Linked DNA regions of Homo sapiens: region 2 is linked to region 1. Evidence: chromatin loops called from intact Hi-C (ENCODE). Cell type or tissue: dorsolateral prefrontal cortex. All regions are shown on one strand. Links, peaks and the distances in the headings refer to the core of each region. The heading gives the core; the rest is flanking DNA.

Region 1 (10,178 bases), core at 3,773-7,772:
GCTAAGCTCTTGGATACATCAGTGCTCTTCTCTCTTTGGATAAGTGGTCAGTGACACCCACACTGAGAGAAATTCAAAGCCAGATTCCCACCCCACCACGTGTGGGCTGAAGTCTCCCAGGATCATCAGCAAATTAAACTTGTGCTCTGATAACTTGAGGTAGATCCCTGTACATTTTCTCTTTCTCCTTGTCAGCATCTGTCTTGTCAAACCACAGGTCCTGTTGTGAGTGAATGCTTTCAGGAGGGATAACCATAGCGTTATCACAGGGTCCTATACCTCATGAGTGATTTGTGGGCTCTTGGTTAAGGATTTTCTGATTATGAAAAAGAAATCTGATAGCTATCATTCAAAAGCAAACAAAGGGCCAGGTGTGGTGGCTCGTGCCTGTAGTCCCAGCACTTTGGGAGGCTGAAGCCGGTGGATCACTTGAGGTCAGGAGTTGTTAGAGACCAGCCTGGTCAACATGGTGAAACCCCGTCACTACTAAAAATACAAAAATTAGGCCAGGCGTGGTGGCTTATGCCTGTAATCCCAGTACTTTGGGAGGCCGAGGCAGGTGGATCACCTGAGGTCAGGAGTTTGAGATCAGCGTGACCAACATGGAGAAACTCTGTCTCTACTAAAACTACAAAATTAGCCAGGTGTGGTGGCGGGCGTCTGTGATCCCGGCTACTTGGGAGGCTGAGGCAGGAGAATCACTTGAACCCGGGAGGCAGAGGTTGCGGTCAGCCGAGGTCGTGCCACTGCACTCCAGGATGGGCAACAAGAGTGAAACTCCATCTCAAAAAAACAAAAAACAAAAATTAGCTGGTGTGGTGGTGCACACCTATAGTCCCACCTACTCGGGAGGCTGAGGCAGAAGAATTGCTTGAACCTGGGAGGCGGAAGTTTCAGTGATCCGAGGTGGTGCCACTGTACTCCAGCATGCGCAACAGAGTGAGACTCTGTCTTTTTTTTTAAAAAAAAAAAAACTGGACAAAGCACGGAAGATTTTGTGGCTTTTCTTTATAATTTCTCTTCATTGGGAAGTCTGGTTTTACTCACACAAGTAATTGCATCTTCAGGGTATCATTTTGATCTTTACCCCCAGAGGAAGCTTTTGTTTAAAAATCAGGACTTCTAGGATTGGACAGCTCTCCTGAAGTCTGGTAAATAATTCTGTATATGTGGTATCTTGAACAATCACAGCTTTAGAGTCAAGCTGGAATTTTATTAATGTAATCAGAAGCTGGCATTTTCTACAGGTGTTTTCTTTACTTTAGAGACAAGGGGCACTGAGGTAAATAGAAAAACCATGATAGAATTGATCCAAAATGTTAGTAGTGTTTTCAAAGAAATAGGAAAAAAATTAAACGCCTTGTTAAATTTAACTACGATTTTCAGCTTTCTCAAAGGAAATCAGAGGTCAAGCACCAGACTTCATGGATCCATAAAACTCCTTGAAAAGATCCAAAAATATGCACTTGGTGACTCTCTGTCAATCATATACTTGAGAAACAGATCCAAATCAATCCATCTTAGCCTGACTTCTGGACTAGGAAAACTGGGTTTCATATATGCAAGTGGGAGTATTAGTGCCATGTAAGTAACAGTAAAAATGAAGAATCCCTTTTTCTTCATGAGATATTTTTAGGAGCAGGTGACTCACTTTTGGGCTGATGGGTGTGCAGTTCTGTGGGCAGTGGAGGAGGGGGATGAACTTCTGTCACCCTTGGGGACCTACTCCAGCCACTCCATTCTGTGATTCATGGATAGAGAAACTAAAGCCTCAGGCAACTGCGTGGTCTGGCCCTGGTGCTTTTACCAAAGACCCTTCTTCAAGATGCAAAGAGACAGGTGATTCCTAACATAAGGAATTAGGATTGAATGTGAAATATTTTTGCTGTTTGACAAAAATACTGTCATTGAAGAGGATGCCACTGTCAAATTCCCTTTCATTCTGAAAACCAACCTCTCTTGAGAAGAATCATGTAGCTTCCATGAAAGATAAGGTGAGCCAAAGGCTCCAAAAGAAGATATTTAATTCCTACTATAATAATCTGCTCTGGGAAATGTCACTGGGGTAAAAAGGCTCTTAACGCTGGGGACTTGGCCATAAGGGGCCCAGATTTGTCTTGTTCTTTAAATTCTGTATTCCTGCTGTAAGGTCATCAAGCCATTCCTTCCTGTTTACGCAGGTCGGCAGTATGTAAATAAACAGGCCCTCTTTTTTTGCTTCCACTGCCTAGAGGTCTCGAAATCAGTGTCATGGATACCAGCTCTTTCTCTGGTATGGGAAATAACTATTGCAGCTAGGAGCTAGCTACACGATAATGACCTATTGTATGATAATGAAATCTGATAACAAGAGAAAATTTAACACTTTGAATTTCTAACTTTTCACATCAGCAGTTTTTTTCTTTTCCTAAATGACTCTCACAGGGAGTAAAGTTCTCTGGAAACAAGGAAATGCTTCTTGTTACCATCAAAGACTAAAAATGGATTTCCCCTTCTCATTTCTATTTCAACAAGAAAAGGATGGGACCATTGTTTCTCTACTTTGCCTCCCCTCCCCCTTCCCTTATATCCTACAGGGTTATTGAAGTGTTCCTTCAGCACGAGGGTGGTGAGTTTCTCATGGGGACGCAGCTGGCCACGGGCAGAGACCCACAGAGAGAAGGTTACCATGCAGGAAAATTAGACAAGGACGAAGAAAATGCTCACCACACAATGAGAGGTATTAATAGAATTCCCAGCCAAAGTCCTTTCAGCTGAGCCACTATGACTAGTCTATTGCTTCTTCAATGTCCTATGACATTTCTTTGGTATTTAGGACCGTCAACCTTATTCTTATATTGTGCACATTTACTTTGATGTATTTCTTATCTGGAGGGGAAAAGGTATCTGCATCCCCAAGGTGGAATCTGTTCTAGAAGAGCGACAACAGAGCATACAGGGGAGGTAGAAGTGGATGGTTTGACTTCTTGGCATCAAAATAAAAGGGACATTCTTAAGGCCAGGCTGATGAATATCCAGAAAACACTGCCTGTAAAACAGCCTGCCCACAAGCCCCAACATGAGTCATGTGTGACTAGACGAAGGGAGAGGTTCCCTAAGATGAGATGCGTTTATCTTATAACATTTTTGTCCAACATTTGCAAACGTTTTGGAGTTTGGTAAGATGAGCTGAGGACTCTGTAAGCAAGAGACAGCAAACAGAATGGGCCCTCTCTGGGCTCTGGTTTTTTTGTTTCTGTTTTTGTTTTTTTTTTTTGTTTTTGTTTTTTAGATAGGTGTGGGCTTTCTTCTGGGCTGGGAGGTTGAAAGGTTGGTTCATCCTCAGTCATGCAGAAAAGGGAAGGTGAGGGGAAAGCAGAGTTTAAAGAAGAGGCCCCCTCAGATGACCAGGGCCACTTCTCACTAAGGGGTTTCCAGGACAAGTGTAAGGGAGGATGACACCGATATAAAGAAGCCATCAAGGTGCACACAGTAACATGACGCAGCACAACCTGCAGTGGCTGCCATTGTGATGGAGTGGCTCTGTTGAGGGTGGAGGCTGGGCAGATTAGGTGAGGGACTCTGAGTGCAGCTGCCACGACAGGGCACAGTCTCCAGGAGGGACAGGAGCAGATGCCTCAGTGGAAAACCAGGACTTTATCGTGCAAGGGCTGCAGAGTAAGCAGCTGGTAAGGAAAAATCGAGTGTCAAATTCCTGCTCTACCTCTTTGAAGTTCCGTGACCTTAAGCCTCAGGTCCTTGAAAATGAGGAAATAATACATACTGCTTCACAGGGTGATTGTAAGGAGGATAAAATAATGCAGCTAAAGTTCTTAGTGCAGCTCTCGGCACGTTGTGAATACTTAAAAATCAGAAGCCATTATTATTATTAATATTAATAAATGTAAGGTATTCCATGGCCAAAACCCAGGGATGTTGCAGGGGCAGGGACCAAGGATACAAACTAATGTTAGGCTTCAAAACAAAAACAATGAAGACTGAAAAAACCCTCAAGGGGTAAGAGGTAGCTCTGTTTGCTCAAAATTCCTTTGTCTCTCCAAAGCTGTGGGGCTTGTCTTCCAGTTTCTCTAAGACCCAAGAGGTCACTTTCTAAGCCAGAAAGGTACCTGGAATCCTGCCTTCTAAAGCCATGTGCTCACCATCTGATCACAGACCCTTCATTTAAAAAAAAAACCAAAAAACAAAAAACAAAAACGGAAGGGGAAGAAGCTAAAACACACATATATACACAAACCGGTTGATTCAATAAAGAGCTTTTGGTGAGTGCTCATTCCAGGATAATAAACCAAGCAAAACGTCTGGCTGAGTTTAAAATCAACAAAACCGGCAGGAAAGGCAGAAGGAAGGGAACGAAGTGATCAGCTTGTTTTCAGAGCTGCTTCAGCAGGAGCTGGTGCCGAGGAGACCCCAAGGGAGGGGAAAGGAGACAAATGCAGACAGGATGGAAGCTGAGGACGGGGGAAGATCCCAGGCCTAATGGACTCCAGATGTGGCCTTAGGGCCTGTGGGGAGCTCTCCCCAGGATTCCAGACCTCTTGGGGAATTCTGACCTAGGAGCCCAGTGGGCATGGAGGGCTCAGAGCTAAGCCCCAGCCATCCCAGCAAGATAATGCATTGGATAATAATGGCTGCATGTACTGGGCACTCCACTGTATGCCAGCCTTTGCTAAGGTCTTCACATGTATTATTATCCCCATCTTACGAGTGAGGAAACTGAGGCTCAGAAAGTTGACGGGGCTTGCCCATAGCTGCTAAGAAGTGCTCATCTGCCTCATTCCTCAACACAGAGCTCCCTGACACAGATCCATACCGCATGTAGCCTTGGAGGAGCTAAAGAGCAAGGTGTGCTAACCAGCTAACCAGGACATGGGAAATGGAAATTGGGAGTAATAAGGTTGAAAATACCAAATCGTGAGTTTAAATCCAACCGATGGCTAGGAAATGCCAGTCATAATACCTCCAGATGAAAGGACTTTCTTCCCCATCCCCACATGCGATGAGGGCCCAGGCTGGCCCTGAAATGCCCCAACAGACAAAGATGTCCTGCAGACCAGAGAAGGTACCCGGGGACCTCGGCCCGCCATACCGATGGTGCAGTGTTCGCCATTCCAGCCAGGGCTGCACTCGCACTTGCCGTCGCGGCAGGTCCCATGCTCGGCACAGCGCGGGTGGCAGGCCCGCTGGTCGCAGGCTGCCCCCATCCAGCCATCCTCGCAGCGGCAGGTGCCCCCTACGCACACGCCATGGCCACCACAGTCGGCAGCACAGATCTCTGTGGGGAGGAGCAGAAGAAGGGAGGACACCAGGGCCAGGATGGGAGGCAGTGGCCAGAGGGGCAGGGGAGAGAGGAGAGAGAAAAACAACAAGTATTGAGCAAGTTATTGTTGGAAACCAAAGTCACACTTGGCTACATACCTGGGCTTCTGTGACAGATCAGGATTCCAGAGGCTCGCGAGACTAATCTCCGTGGACAATGACCCTCAGATGAGAACAATTCTCTGGGCAGAAGCCTGCCCTGTGCCTGTTTCCCCACCAAAAGAGGAAGGATTGTAGGGCTCTGCTCAATTTGCTTCTCCTTCTTGCCAACCTGTCCCTGCCTTTGTGCTTGCCCCTTCCAAAGGGGACCGGCATTCTGAACAGACATCAGGAAAAGTCAAATGTAATTAAAAACCAGTTATGTGTGAAAACAAAGTAAGGATGAGTCCCCTTCGCCCAATGAAGTGCTTGTGGTCTGGCTGGGCACGTGATGAGTTCTGGGGCCTGCATTTCATGACGGCCTGGACTCTGATTGAGGTTGGGGTGCGGGAGGGAGGCTGAACCCCAACCCCATGAGTATACTCTAGGTTGTTGTCCAAAACCTGCAGTTTGTTCTGAGCTTTTGCTGGGTTTATTCTCTTTCAGCTTCCTGCTTCCTCACCCCAACTCCAAGAACCATCTAAATGGGGTTTCAGATCCAAAGCAAATGGTTTGGAGGGGGGCCCTTCATAGCCAGAGTGGAGCTGCCCACCCTTCACAAAGGCACATCTGTGAGATGGTGCAAAACACACAGGGCCCGATTCACAAGCCCCTCAGGCTCCAGGCCAGCAACAGCTTCATGCTTACTGCAGGGAGCGGTGGTAAAGTCTTCCAAAATACAACTGCTCTTTAGGAAACAGGTTGAGCAACCATGTCCACTGAAGCTCTCTGCCAGGGCTCTGAGGGAGAGAGACTGACTTGATTCTCATGCCTCGTGGCCCCACATGCTTCAAATTCACATGAAAATCTCAATCCTTTTCATTTCTTTCAAACTAAATTAGCTGGCACCTCTGTCAAGGTGCATTTGCTCATCTCCCTTCCAAACTGCATGCTTAGTTTAGAAGCTGCTAATAATCTTAGCTACTTTGAAAAAGAAAAGAAAACAAAATTAGGTCTCAGAGGCTCAGACCTTCCTACCAATCTACAAGACAATGAATAAAATGTTTGAGAATTTAACAAATAGTACGAGTCCCCATGTATGTTGTGTTCCTGTGCCAGACATCCTGCCAAGCACATTACCTCAAAAGGGAGGTACTTATTACGTGCAGTAACACATCAGATTCTTCAGCTGTAAAGTGGGAAGGGACATCTCTGACCTGGAGCCAGGGACCTGGATCCTATGCCAGGCTCAGGAGCTTCTGAGCTGTGTGACCTGGGGCAGGTCCCTTGACTTCACTGAGCTACGGTTCCTGTCTGGAGAGTTCCTGGTCCTGTCAGACAGTTCCTTGTCTGGAGAGTGTGAGCTGCATGATGCTGCCTTGCAGCAGCCCTTTGCTGACCTAACTGGGCTCTGGCGAGCACCCAGTGAAGTGGATGACAAAAAGGCATGACAAAGATCAAGCAACTCAAGAAAGGTTTCCTGAATTGAGGTCAGCACAGTGAACTTCAGACAGGGAGTCTAGGAGGTTTGTGAGATCTATACCTGCTCAGCCACTAATCTACTGTGTGGCTTTGGGGAGGTCACTTCCTCTCTTCTGGGTGTCAGTTTCCTCATCTGTTGCAGGTGGAACCTAATGGTATTTAAGATCCCTTCAGGCTGTAAGAATGTGGGATTCTATGACAGAGCACCCTCCCTGTTAGACAGTGTAATCTACCCCCAAGACCTGGCTGAAAAGCACCCCCTCCTCTGAGAAATCTCCTGTAATTCACCCTGTGGGTTATTCACTTGTTTCTTTCCTTCCCATTTTTACATGGTAGAGTGGTTTTCTGTTTCTTTGTCTGTCTTATCATCAGACTAGGAACCCGAGGCTGGTCTAATTCCTTTGATCACCTCCATCCCGGGTACCAAGCACAGATCCTGGTATAGAATAGACCTCTTACTAAGGTTTGTTGGATGATGGATGAATTACGGTATGCCTGGGGCTATAGGTGCCTGAGAATGGTAAACATTCACCACACCCCACTTAGCCTGGCTGAAAAGTCCAACCAGGCCCACCTGTCTGTTTCTCTCTAGCGACCTGCCTGTATGAGACTGTCCCACGTGAGGACAGGGCTGCGGAGCTATGTCAAGCAGCCCCCTAGGATGTTGTTCAAGCTCTTTTCCTTTCTTGCTCACATAGACAAACACTTGGGCTTGCCTCAAGATAAAGAATGACAATCTCCAGGCCCCAGGATATCCTAGGTCCTGTCTCTGTAATTCCCATTTCTTCTGTACAACATTGAAAGGGCAATGACTTCCTGGTGACTCTGGAGGCTGGGCCTGGGGTCAGGGCTGGAACTTTCCCTTGAGGGCCCTTGGAGAGATGAAAAATCAGCTTAGTATTTGTTTGGGTTTACTCAGCACTTTTGCCAGGTGGTGGTTTATGGTGTGAAAGTAAACAGCAGAAAGCATACTATTCACTGAGGTGTGAGCCAGGAGAGGGGCGGGCTGCTGGGGCCAAAGCCATGGTGTTTTCAGGCAGCAGAGCACATGGAGCCCATCAGGGACCAAGAGAAGAGGCAGGCTTTTCCCCACAATGAACTTCCAGACTTCAGGTCTTAGCTAAAATGTACTTCATTCCTTTATTAAGTCACCTGGAGACAGTACGGACAAAAGACAGTAAGACTTGGAATCAGATGTGATTCCAGATCTCAGTTTTGCCTGCTCTATGACCTACTCAATAGCTGTAAGCTTCCTTTTCTTCCTCTGCAAAGTGGCAATGATGATGACAACCACTTCAGAGGCTTCTTCCTACCTTATATATAGTAGGTATCAATCAATTCATACTAATTCATGTATTCTTCTAATAATATCCACACATGCCTACTATATGCCAGAGACTGTACCTGGTGCTAGAAATACAGAGGTCAATAAGATATAATCTCTGCCCCCCAGGAGATCTCAGTCCAGATAAAGCACAAACTAATATTGGCATTCAAAAGATTATCCAAATAATCTATAGCTATGACTCATGCCTGCACCTTTTTGCTATGTACAATGAATTAAAGAACATGGAACTTAGGGTCAGACAAGTCTGATCTGCCTATGGCTTTACCACTTACTGGCTGGGTAATCTGCAAGCTGCCAATTATGCAATTCATTGAGCCTTGCTTTCCATTTCTGTAAAATGGGGTTGATAATTCCCACTTCACCAATTTCACAGGGTTGGTGTTAGATCAAATGAGGTAATATGTGGGAAAGCCATTTTTTATTTAACTAATGCTCACATCAAGTTTTACAGTTTGCAAAGCACTCTTCATGGACAATTTCTCATTGAACTATCACAACAAGGCTGTGAAAATGCCTGGCTATTATCCTTCTTAGTGGTGTGGGTACTGAGGCCCAGATAGTATGAGAACATTCTATGAGGTCATGTGATCATCTAGTGTCTTTTCATTGTTTTGACAATCCTTGGAACAGTACTTCAAGGCAGACATTTCACAGATAAGGAAACGAAGCCTCAGAACAGGCAAGGAACACTGACCTGTCACAGGTGGGCTTCCCTTTGAGAGAAACTCTCAGCTTTTCCAGCAGATCCCCACCTCCTGCCACTCCTGGCCCTGCTTATCCTTTGTTATATCCAAGTCAGACCCTGATATATGTGAAATGAAATGAGGTCCTCTACACAGAGTTTCCCAGGCACTTAGTCTCACCCTTCCCATCTGGAGACTACTGCTCTGTCCATCCAAACACTCAACTTCCTTGCCAGTTTACACTAGACATGCTCTCCTGGCATGAAGTTAAAGTGGCCTGGTGACTGGGCACTCCTCCACCAGCCCTTTACAAGCTGGGTTGTGAGCTCTTACACATTTTAATGGAAGGGCCCTTGATGTTTATGGGGTGCTAACTGAAGGTAATACAGCTTGGGAGTGCTTGGATTCTCTGCAGATGGGCCCATCTGACTGAGTGAAGAGACCCACAGACTCAAGATGAGAGTAGAAACCTGTGATGCTACTTTACCATTTGGCCTCAAGTCATAGTCCCTATTGTTTCTTTTTTTCTTATTTTCAAATACCTTGAAACAAAAGGAACTGTTTTATTTTTCCTTCTCAGATTCTGCTTTGACATTAAAGCAGATAAAATTTCCTGAAGTGGCTAGTGAAAGCTAAACAGGACTATGCTAAAGAATGTGCTTTGACAGCTCATATGTCTTTTACATAATGTAAGTGGTCCTTTGTGAAATGTGGGTTACAGCTCCTCTCCTAGTCACAAGTTCCCTTATGTAAAACAGGGATGACGTCAACTACTATACTTTGGAGGACTGCTGTAGGAATTACTTTCATTTGGTTGATTTCTTGGGTGCTCCCTGTGTGCAAGCCCCACAGTGGGCACTGGAGATCCCATGGTGATTATGACAGGCATGAATTTTTCCTTGACCTCAAGGAGTTTACATTCTAGCATGGCAGACAGATATAACCTAAATCAATTTAGCATGAACAAAAGTATAGCTTCTAACATAGTGCCTGGCACATATTCAGGATATAATAAATACACACATTTTTATGAGAAAGGAGATGTAGTGGCAAGTACACTAGACTAAACTTAGAAGACCAGATATGAATTCTGACGTTTGCAACATACCCAATAACAAGGGAGGGTTTGATAAATGCTAGTTGGCTTTCACATGACCAACATCAGAGCTTTCTGAATTAATGGAGGAGGGCTGGGGTCTGGGAGGAATCTTTTGAAGTACTAGGAGTACACAAGCCATAGAGGAGACTTGAGTTCAGATTCTGACTCCCCA
Region 2 (10,178 bases), core at 2,138-6,137, 55 kb after region 1:
TAACTTATTAGGCTAAAAAAAAGATACACCATTATTTTAATTTGTACTGCTTCAATTATTAGTGTGGTTAAACATATTTCATGTATGTTTATTGCGTACTATACATTTTTTAAAGCTTTTCTACACATAAGCTTTAGCCATTACCTGTAAGATCATAATGCCTTTTTTCCTCCCACAGCATCTGAGCTTTAATGTAATATACATATTAACTCTTGGTCACTCATGTTTACTGCATATATTTTCTTACTCTGTGATTTTTCTTATTTTGTAAGTTTTATAAGACATGTGGAAATTTTACATATTTATGTAAACATTTCTCAATCTTTTTCTTTGTGGTTTCTTCAGTGACTTTAGTGCTTAAAAGTCCTCTTCGACCCAGAGATATGTGAATATTGGGTTTTACCCTCTTCTAGCTTGACTTTTAAATATTTACCTCTTTAATCCGTCTGAAATTTATTTTGGCATATGGTATGAGGTGAGGTCTGAATCAGAGGTTGAAAATGAAAATTCCTCTAGGGGGCAGGCAGGTAAGTTAAAGGAGTAAAGCAGGCCAGGTACATGTAAGAAAAATGGAGGAGGTGGAGATGGGTGAATTACAGAGTATGAGTTCCATCCAAAGGGGGCAGGGCCTTGTTCTCACAGGAATTTTGGTCTTCTAATTTTTTAAGGGAAGCCATAAACCTGTAGTTTTATGGAGGGTCATCCAATGTTAAATAGTGGGCCAACACTGCAGGCTAAAACTCCTTCTCTGTGTCTTATCAACTGCATCCATCTCACTGAATGCCACTTTGCAGACTCGGGTTACATTTGATGCTTTTCCAAGTTATTGCAAAAACATTTATTGATCCAGCCTTCTCTTCTCCATTAATTTGTAATTCTTCATTTTTCAAATAATAAATTTTTACATGTAACTGGTAATATTTGTAGTACTTCACTAATCTGCTTGACTCCTATTCTCATTTATTAAGGATTTATGATATATTAAGATATTTAAAGATGAGTACCCTTTCATGATTCTTCTTCCTGTAATTTCTTCCATACTTTCATCTGTTTATTATTCCAGATGAAGTCTTTAGCCATGCAATCAAATCTCTTCAATTCCCTTTAGGATTCTGTTTGACATTCCATTAAACTTATAAATTGACATATTTAGAGTATTTCACCTTCCCATCTAGGAACATGTTATAGTTCCTAATTATTCATGTCCTGTTTTATAGCTCTCAATAAAATTTTGCAGTTTTTGTCACACAGGTCACATGTAGTCCTCATTCAGATGATACTTTAATTTTTATTGATTTTTTTTGACTGGGGCATTTTTCATTATATTTCATAAGTGGTTGTTGCAGGTATATGGGAAATCTATTGACTTTTGGAAAAGCTATCTTGTGCCCCAGTTACAAGTTCTGAATTCCTATTAAGTAAAATAGTTTTTCAGTTAATGTTTTTTTTTTCTCTAGGAATACAAACACACCCTTCACAAATAACGATGACTTTTTCTCAGCCTCTTGTTTCTATGTCATATCTTATCTTGGACAAAGCTTCTAAAACAATGCTAACTAATCGGTGCACCTTATTTTATTAGTGATTTTAAAGATAATTTTTCAAACATTTAACCAGGAACCATAATATTGACTTTTGACTAAAAGCTGATGTTCTTATGATGCTGTTTCTTTTTCTGTCTTTCGTTTTCAGTATTTCTATGACTTAGTATTGTCCTCAGAGGTGTTTCTGTTACTTAGTGAACACAAAAGACACATCTCAGCACGGTGCATTCAAAAGTGTTGGGGGCTTGCAAAATACATGTGAACCAGATACACCTGCTGGGGTCCCTAGCTCTGCCTCTGCCTGCCTTCAACACAACTCCCTGCCTAATCTGGAAAATGGAGATAGTAATTCTGACTGCATAAGTTGGTTATGAGAATTAAAATAAGTTAACGTAAATAAATTGTGCTTAGGGTAATATTTGGCACCTAAGAAAAGCTCAACAGATTTCACTTTCTTCCTCCATCACTTAAAAGAAAGAGATAATGGTAGAACAATCTCCCAAATGCAAGCTTTCCAAGGAATAGCGTGCACTTACAGGCCTGAGAAAACTCAAACTCTATTTGTGGAAAACATCACGTTAGCCTTCTGCTTTAGGTCACAGGGCTTTTTCTCACTTTCTCAAAATTATACAGTCCATCCCTTGTACCCTGACTAGACTCTCTTGGCCTATGACACAAATGAAAATAAAAAAAAAATCAGGCTGACATGTAATATGAACCAGGAATGAAACAAACTGGGCTTCTTTTAGCCGAGAACATGAGCATTGCTTAGATAAAGGCATGAACAAGCAGCTACTCAAACTAAAACCAGATGCTCAGAGGTTTCTGGCTTACAATTTGTTATAACCCTTCATATAACACTCATTGTGCTGGCGTTTCAACAGAAAGTCTTCTGCTCTGTTTAAGCAGCAAGAAACCAGCCCTAACCTCCCTCAAATTTGCCATCACTAAATCTTTGCTTAATTGTAAAGGAGCTCTTCCCCCAAACAGAGATTCTTGGTATATACTCTTCCGCCCAGAGAAGTGTCAGGGAGTGACAAAGCTCGCACCCTGCAGCATCCTCAGTCTGAACTGTCTTCCCAGTGTTGTATGAAAGGAAACACGGGGGTACTAAGGAACTGGGTACTGACTTGGGAGGGGCCCAGGAATGAAAGCCAGTGTGGATAGAGCATGATTCTTCAGGCAGACTGGCCTAGATTCAAATCCTGGCTCTGCTCTTACTCAATGTGTGACTGGGCAAGTTTGTTAATTTCTCGGAACCTTGTTTCATCATCTCTATAAAGAAAATAAGAGTTGTTCCTGCTTTCCCAGGTCTATTACAAACTTAAAGTTAGGTAATGCAGGTATAACACTTAGCATGCTCCTGGGACCCTGTAAGCCCTCAAAAATGTTAGTGCATGTTACTGCCAATAACAATAGCGAACACTTATATAGCACCTATTACATGCCAGGCACTGTTCTCCATATTTTACAATTAACTCATTTTAACTTCATAATTACCTTCATGAGTTGGGTACTAATATTATTGTCATTTTTCAGATAAGGAAACTGAGGCACTGATGGGTTATCTTTCTTGCCCAAAGTCCCACTGCTATTAAGTGGCAGAGACTGTATTCAACCAGCTACCTGGCTTCAAATCCATTCTCTAACCACTAAGCCACACTGCCTCTCTTTATTGTTATATTGCACACTATTTTATTTAGTGCCACCTTGAGACTGCCTTCACACAGAAGGGAACACACACAATTTAGGCCATAAGTGGGTTACTCTGTCAGGCAATCCATTTCTGGAAAGCACTGCTGACCCTGAGATCAGTGTGAATCCTACCCTGTATCCCACTCCCCTCCACCTTCAAGGTTGATCTCATCTTCCTTGCCCTCTCCCCATCCCATGGGAAGAGGTGTGTCTCCTCCTTTCCTAGGCTCCTCCTTCTGCCTCTGCCTGCCATTCCATGCCTCCCACCTTCTTCCATTAGTCATCTCCCCTCTCTCCTGGGCCTCCAGTCTTCCCCCCTGGCTCCTTTCCCACAGCTGACAGCACGTCCAGGGCTTCCCCACCTTACATAAACCTTTACTTGAACCTGCCTCCTCCTCAGGTTACTCCCATCTGTCTCCTTCCCTGCTCTGTCTAGAAGTAACTGTTTCCACTCTATGCCTCTCATTCACTCCTGAACTCGTGGTGACCCTGCTTCTGCCTGCACCAATGGGTGGAAACTGCTCCCAATGAGGGCGCCAGTGACCTCCTAATGACCAATGCCAGCAGCTTCTTTGTAATCATCTTCCTAAGTTTTCTCTACTTTTTCCCGTCTGTCTTCTGAACGTTGGGGCTCCATCCTTAACTCCTTGCTTCTTGGTTGATACATCTCCTCAGGTACTCTAAGCTCCACCTGCTACTCTGTTACACCCACACTCATGCTGTCCACCAGGTAACTGTCTCAAATTCAGAGCTATCTCCAAGTCAAGACCTACTTACCCATCTGCCTATTAGTAACTGCCAACAACTAACTTCCACTGGGAAGTTCCATTAGCAGCTCAACAACTAACTTCCCCTCCTTATTTCCTAATGTAATTAGTGATATCACCATCCATCTATTCTCCAAGGTCGAAACTCAATGCCTCTCCCTTACAAGGTAAAATACAAGTGGTCAATAGAACCAGCCTATAATGTCCTGGAATGTCTTCCCTCCTTTATACAAAAGCGGTGGCATTTGCTTTAGTGTAGGTTCTCTTCTCTCATCTAATCCCACTGGCTAAAGAAACAGTCTTCCAATTGGTCTCCCTGTCTCATTTATATATGTTGCTGCCAGCCAAAGATACCTATACAACACCCAACTCATGCTACATCTTCACTTAAAAACCATCCTGTGCTTCCCACTGCTTTCAAAACCAGACTTCCAAGCTGGCTAGCCAACAGAGACAAAGCCTGTCCCAGGCTGGCCTGAACCTCATTTTCCAGGCTCTCCTCTGGGTATCACCCTCTCATGTACTCCTCCTACTTCCAGTCTCCTGGACATACCAGGCACTCACACAACAAGCGCATACATGAGAGAGGACATGGTGAGAAATGTGTAGATATTAGGGTCAGACAGAACTGGATTCAAACTCTAGCCCCTTCACTAACTGGGTATTTAACTTCTGCCTAGTCATTTAAATATTCTGAGCTTCATTTTCCTATGGAGGGGTGGTAGGCAGAAAATATTTGCTTCATATGCCTATTGTAAAGGTTTGAAATAGTTTATGTAGGCCAGGTGTGATGGCTCATGCCTGTAATCCCAGCGCTTTGGGAGGCTGAGGTGGGAGGGTCACTTGAGGCCAGGAGTTCAAAACCAGTCGGGGTAACATAGAGAGGCCAGGCATAGTAGCTCACACCTATAATCCCTGCACTTTGGGAGGCCGAGGCGGGTGGATCACCTGAGCTCAGGAGTTCAAGACTAGCCTGGCCAACATGGTAAAATCCCTTCTCTACTAAAAATAAAAAATTAGCTGGGCATGGTGGTGGGCGCCTATAATCCCAGCTACTTGGGAGGCTGAGGCAAGAGAATTGCTTGAACCCAGGAGGTGGAGGTTGCAGTGAACTGAGATTGCACCACTGCACTCCAGCCTGGGTGACAAGAATGAGACTCTGTCTCAAAAACATAAAAATAAACATAGAGAGATCCTACTTCTACAAAAAATAATTTTAAAAAATTTAGTCAGGTGTGGTGGCACACATTTGCAGTCCTAGCTATTTGGGTGGCTGAGGTAGAAGGATTGCTTGAGTCCAGGAGTTCAAAGCTGCAGCGAGCTATGATTGTGCCACTGGACTCCAGCCTGGGTGACAAAGCAAGACCCTGTTGCTAAAAAACAAAAAAAAACAAGAAATAGTTTATGTTAAATATCTAAGATAATACTTAGATACAGTATGCATTGAACAAACAGTAGCCAAAATTATTAATTTTGCCAAGTAGTTCCAGAGAAGAATTTGTAAAGATTGAAAAGCCCCGAAACTAGAATGGGACATTGGAGAAGTTCCTTATGAACTCTGAAGAAAGCCAAATTTATAAGAACAAATAAAAGTTAGTGCTTTGGAATGTTCTGGAACTCACATTTCCATTTTTGAGTTAAGGAGTACTGGCAAAGAAAGATGGAATCTAGCAGCCTTGGGATGCATAAAGTCCTGAGGACAGAAAGAGCCTTCCTTAGCCAGGTACCTGGCAGTGCCTTGAAAGGGTGGCTGTGCCTTCATTCCCTCAAAGCTGCCGATAAGAAGTTCATGCCCATAACAGAAGCTTCTAGCTTGCAGGGAAAAACATCAGTGATGCCTGACCTTCTTGCTAGGTGTTCACTGACCCTCTGATGGGGGTCTTCCATGTTCCCTGTCTTGTCAGGCAGCTGGGCTCCAGGGGAAGTTACTGGAGTTGGATTCGAAGACTCGGCTTTATGTTGTGTGAGCCACTGGTCACAGACTGTTTCCTCATCTTTAAAATGCAAATAATGATCCTTTCCAGCCAGTTCATCTGTGTGGTTGAGCAGAGACTGCTACTATCTTATGGTCTTCTCAATTCCTCCTTGTTATTAACTGTGTCCCCTACCAAATTCATATGCTGAAGCCTAACCCCCAATGTGACTGTATTTGGAGATAGGGCCTATATGGAGATAACAAAGGTTAAGTGAGGCTCACAGTAGTGGGGCATTAATCTGATAGGACTTATGTCCTTATAAAAAGAGGAAAAGGCCGGGTGCGGTGGCTCATGCCTGTAATTCCAGCACTTTGGGAGGCCAAGGCAGGCAGATCACGAGTTCAGGAGATCGAGACCATCCTGGCCAACATGGTGAAACCCCGTCTCTACTAAAAATACAAAAATTAGCTGGTTGTGGTGGCGTGTGCCTGTAATCCCAGCTACTTGGGAGGCTGAGGCAGGAGAATCGCTTGAACCAGGCAGGTGGAGTTTGCAGTGAACCAAGATTGCGCCAATGCACTCCAGCCTGGCAACAGAGTGAGACTCTGTCTAAAAAAAAAAAAAGGAGGAAAAGACACCAGAGATCTCTTTCCCTCCATATATACACAGAGAAAAGCCCACATGAGGACGAGGACAAAGCAAGAAGGCGACTGTTGCCAGCCTGGAAGAGAGGCCTCACCAGAAACCAACCCTGCCAGTACCTTGATCTTGGATGTGCAGTGTTCAGAACTGTGAGAAATAAATTTCTATTTTAAACCACTCAGTTTGTGGTATTTTGTTATGGCAGCCCTAGCAGACTAACACACTCCTTTATTTCTTCTTTTTAGGGTGACTCTTTTCTTGTATTTTTCTTTCTGGATTCCCACTTCTGCTCTGGCCCCAAGTTGTTAATAATTATTTGTACACTGCTTTCCAGCTCACTAAGTACTCTTCTCAAAATATGTCCTTTCTGCCTCACAACCTCCTTCTACATGCCTGGCAGAGGTAGCAGCCCTCCTCTCTGCTCCCATGGAGCTCCCACAGACCCCTTTGTTGGCCCAGGCCACATTATACTAGAATTATTTATGAAAGGGTTGGTTCTCCCGATTGATTATAGGCTCTTTGAGGGCAAAGCTTCTGTTTTATTCACTGTGAAGCCTCTAGCACTCAGCAAAGTAGATGTTCAGCAAATGCTGAATACTTGACACATTTAGAAACACACTGAGTACCTACCACAAATCCTATGCTTTCACATCATTGTCAGATTCTCTAAAGTAAGTTTGATTCCCAAGGATAGATGAGTTTGGTGAGGGTAAGACTTATCCAAAATCCCACAGCTCATAACTAATACAGCCCGCATCTAAACCCAGGCTGGGCTGACTCCAAAGCCTTTGTCCTTTCCTCGGACCACACCATCTATCTGGTCAGCTCTACCCCCAACTGTACTCCTGCCTCCAACAACCTCAACTATCGACCACCAGTGCCAATTCCAGCAGAGATTCACATGTTACTTGCAGCTAGGTTATTCCTAAGAGGGTGTTACCGAACAGGCGGCCTCACATTTAATTATGTCCCACATATCAGTGGTGCTGTAAAGGGAAAGAAAAAATAATATCACTATGTGAGAACCCTCTCAAAGCTGCCGTTCTGTCAGTGGAAAAGCCAGCTGGCAAACGGGAATGAGCAACTGCCTTTAGCGACTGACAGAAAAAAAAAAGAGCTAAAAGAAAATAAAAATTTAATCATCAGTTATAAAAATTAAACCACTGCTGACAAAATATCTTCTATCAGAATCTACATCTGAATGGAGGATAGGAGCAGGGGTTCCTTCAACAGGAGTGAGTACCAGGTTAGAGATGTTCTATAAATAAGTCAGATGAGCGGACTGCAGGCACGTGGCCAGCACACTGTGAGCCTAGGAGGTGTGATGCCATGGTCTCTAAGACCCTATCTGTCTTGCTGATTCTCTGACTACGAGAGGGTATAAAGACACACATGGATGTCACCACTCCAGAAACTTGGATTTAGACCTGGTCACTGAGATGTAAGAGTAAGAATGTGTGTTTTGGATTGCTAACCTAACTCTGCTATTTCCTATTTATGAGATCTTGGCAATTAGCATTAGATCTCTGAGCCTCATTTCTGAATTAGGCTTCTACGTGTTTCTCTGGATATCTTTTCTAGGACGTGTGCTTACCACTTATCATTATTTATCTTTACATATGTGTATATATATTTGATGATTGTATTTAAACTTGAGAATCCATCTCAAACTGCCTCAGACCTGTCTATGAACACCATGGAGGCAGAAAGCATGGCTATTTTACATACCAGTGACAGTACATGCCTGCTCAGAACTGGCACATGAAAGGCAATGAGTAAACACGGGTTGAATAATGAACAAATGAACAGATGCAGTGTCTAGGTCTGTCTGCAACTGGCGTCTACCACTCTGGACTTGCTCCTGCTGTCTGTCCCCGTTAAAGCATCATGCAAGGTGCTTCGAGGCATAATGGAAAACGTCCATGGTTCCTGGATGATACAAAGAGACTGAACCAAGCCATTTTCCTTCCACCTCAATTACATGGGCAGCTTCTCCTTTTTCTCAGCTTCGCTTACCCTAACTTACTAGCCCATGAGAAACCTCAAGGCCAAGTACCATGTCTGCCTCCTGGCTATACCCAATGTCCAGACAAGGGTCTGGCACACAGTAAGAGGGGGTCTCAGTTGGTCTTTGTTGAACCAAACAGACCTGATGAAGTCTGTGGCAGACACTGCTATGTGCCTACCCCATATTCATTTCCCTTCTCTCTGAGAGAACCCTAATTTTGTTGAGAGTACCAATGTAGCAAGCTAAAAATATCCCCTTCTTCAGACTTCCTTATATCTCTGAGTGTCCAAGTGACACAGCTCTGCCAAAGAAATGTAAGCTGAATGTTTTAGGAAAAATTCTGCTTTCCTACTTCCTTATCTTTTCTTATTTTTCCTGCCTGACATGCAGACATAAGCCCCGGAACTATAGCTACCATTTTATGACCATGAGGTAGCAAGCATAAAAACAGCAGCCCATCTCCTAGACAAAAAGTGTGCACCAGAACATCAAAACTCTACTTAAATGCTACTCTAGTGGGGATTTTGGTTATCTGTATACCAAATGCCTTGCTAAGTATTTCCCACAGAAAGACAAGCCTTTATTGCTTGGTTCCTGCAGTGTCCTTGGGCTACTTTTTCTTCTTTCCTGCCCTTGCAATTCCAGGTAAAGATTCAGAAGGTTCAGCAATCGAAGGTAAGATCCCAAGGGCAGCAGAGATGCTGGGGGTGGGGACAGTGGGGAGCCCTGCCCTTCAGTGAGCAGAGACAGCTACTGGCAGGGCTAGTCTCTGAGTCTGCAGATGTAGTGCTCTGATACTCCTAGCTCTCTTCCCCTCAGCAGAATTTTAGCCACAGTCTGTCTCCAATGTGCTGACCTGAGCTCCCTTGGCCTACAATTTCATTCCACTTATACCAGATTGCTCCAAATAAATCACTGTATCAGGGAGAGGTAAATTCACAGGGTGCTTTTCCAAAGAAGTGTTTCCATTAGAAATTTCACAAAGTGCTGCCAATGTCATTTACAAGAAGGTTAATTTATTACCAAGAGACCTCAATTCTTCATTGCTGTATTTATATCTTATAATATAATTCAGAGGAAGGGGACATAAGGAGAGGTAGAGAAGGGGCTTATTAAAAACCAAAAATCACTCCTCAATCATTTTTCTTAGTGTCTTCAATGAAGTAGTGCAGGTTTTTACACAAATTATGGTATATAATGTCAGAGATTTTTCTCTCCGGATCTTTGCAAATGCACTCAGAGGCAAATACCCAATCAAAGTAGGAGAAATAAAGAAATAGCACAGGCCAGTGTTCTTTGGAAAATCATGAAGGACCCAATTTTGGTGACTCTTGGAAGATAGGAACTTAGGTGAAGTATCGAGGCATACCTAGAGAAAAAGAGGAATGGATTGTAGGGAAAGCAAATGAAAAACACCACTGAACATCATTGAACAAGTCCTTTGTCCTTCCTCACTCCCTCCTTCCCTCCCTCCTTTTTTTTTTTTTCTTCTGAAGTCACTAAGTTCAATCCCAGTAACCTCCCTTGACCACATAAATTCATGAGCTCTTGTTCCGGGTCTCATCAGATAGACCTCTAGCTCTAATCATTTTATTCCCTTGCTCAA

Evidence for each region. Hi-C counts contacts between places; a loop is a spot of excess contacts. Peaks named below come from ENCODE experiments on the same cell type or tissue, not always from the same donor. Only the 100,000 strongest peaks of a DNase experiment are listed, where the experiment ranks them.
Region 2: it touches region 1 in a loop (2.8-fold over the local background); 1 of 110 quality-filtered maps calls a loop at or near these places.

Annotation. Positions count from the first base shown.
Region 1 is chr11:78,781,812-78,791,989 of GRCh38, forward strand. TENM4 (teneurin transmembrane protein 4) reads right to left here. Exons shown (of 34, transcript NM_001098816.3): 16 at 5,087-5,272. Among named protein-coding and RNA genes, the nearest start is that of NARS2, 210 kb to the left of the region's middle. In dorsolateral prefrontal cortex, for the core only: no CTCF peak of the experiment used is centred there; a DNase peak (open chromatin) is centred at 6,053.
Region 2 is chr11:78,838,107-78,848,284 of GRCh38, forward strand. The region is part of intron 12 of TENM4 (teneurin transmembrane protein 4); the gene reads right to left. Among named protein-coding and RNA genes, the nearest start is that of TENM4-AS1, 250 kb to the right of the region's middle. In dorsolateral prefrontal cortex, for the core only: no CTCF peak of the experiment used is centred there; no DNase peak of the experiment used is centred there; H3K27ac peaks cover 548 bases.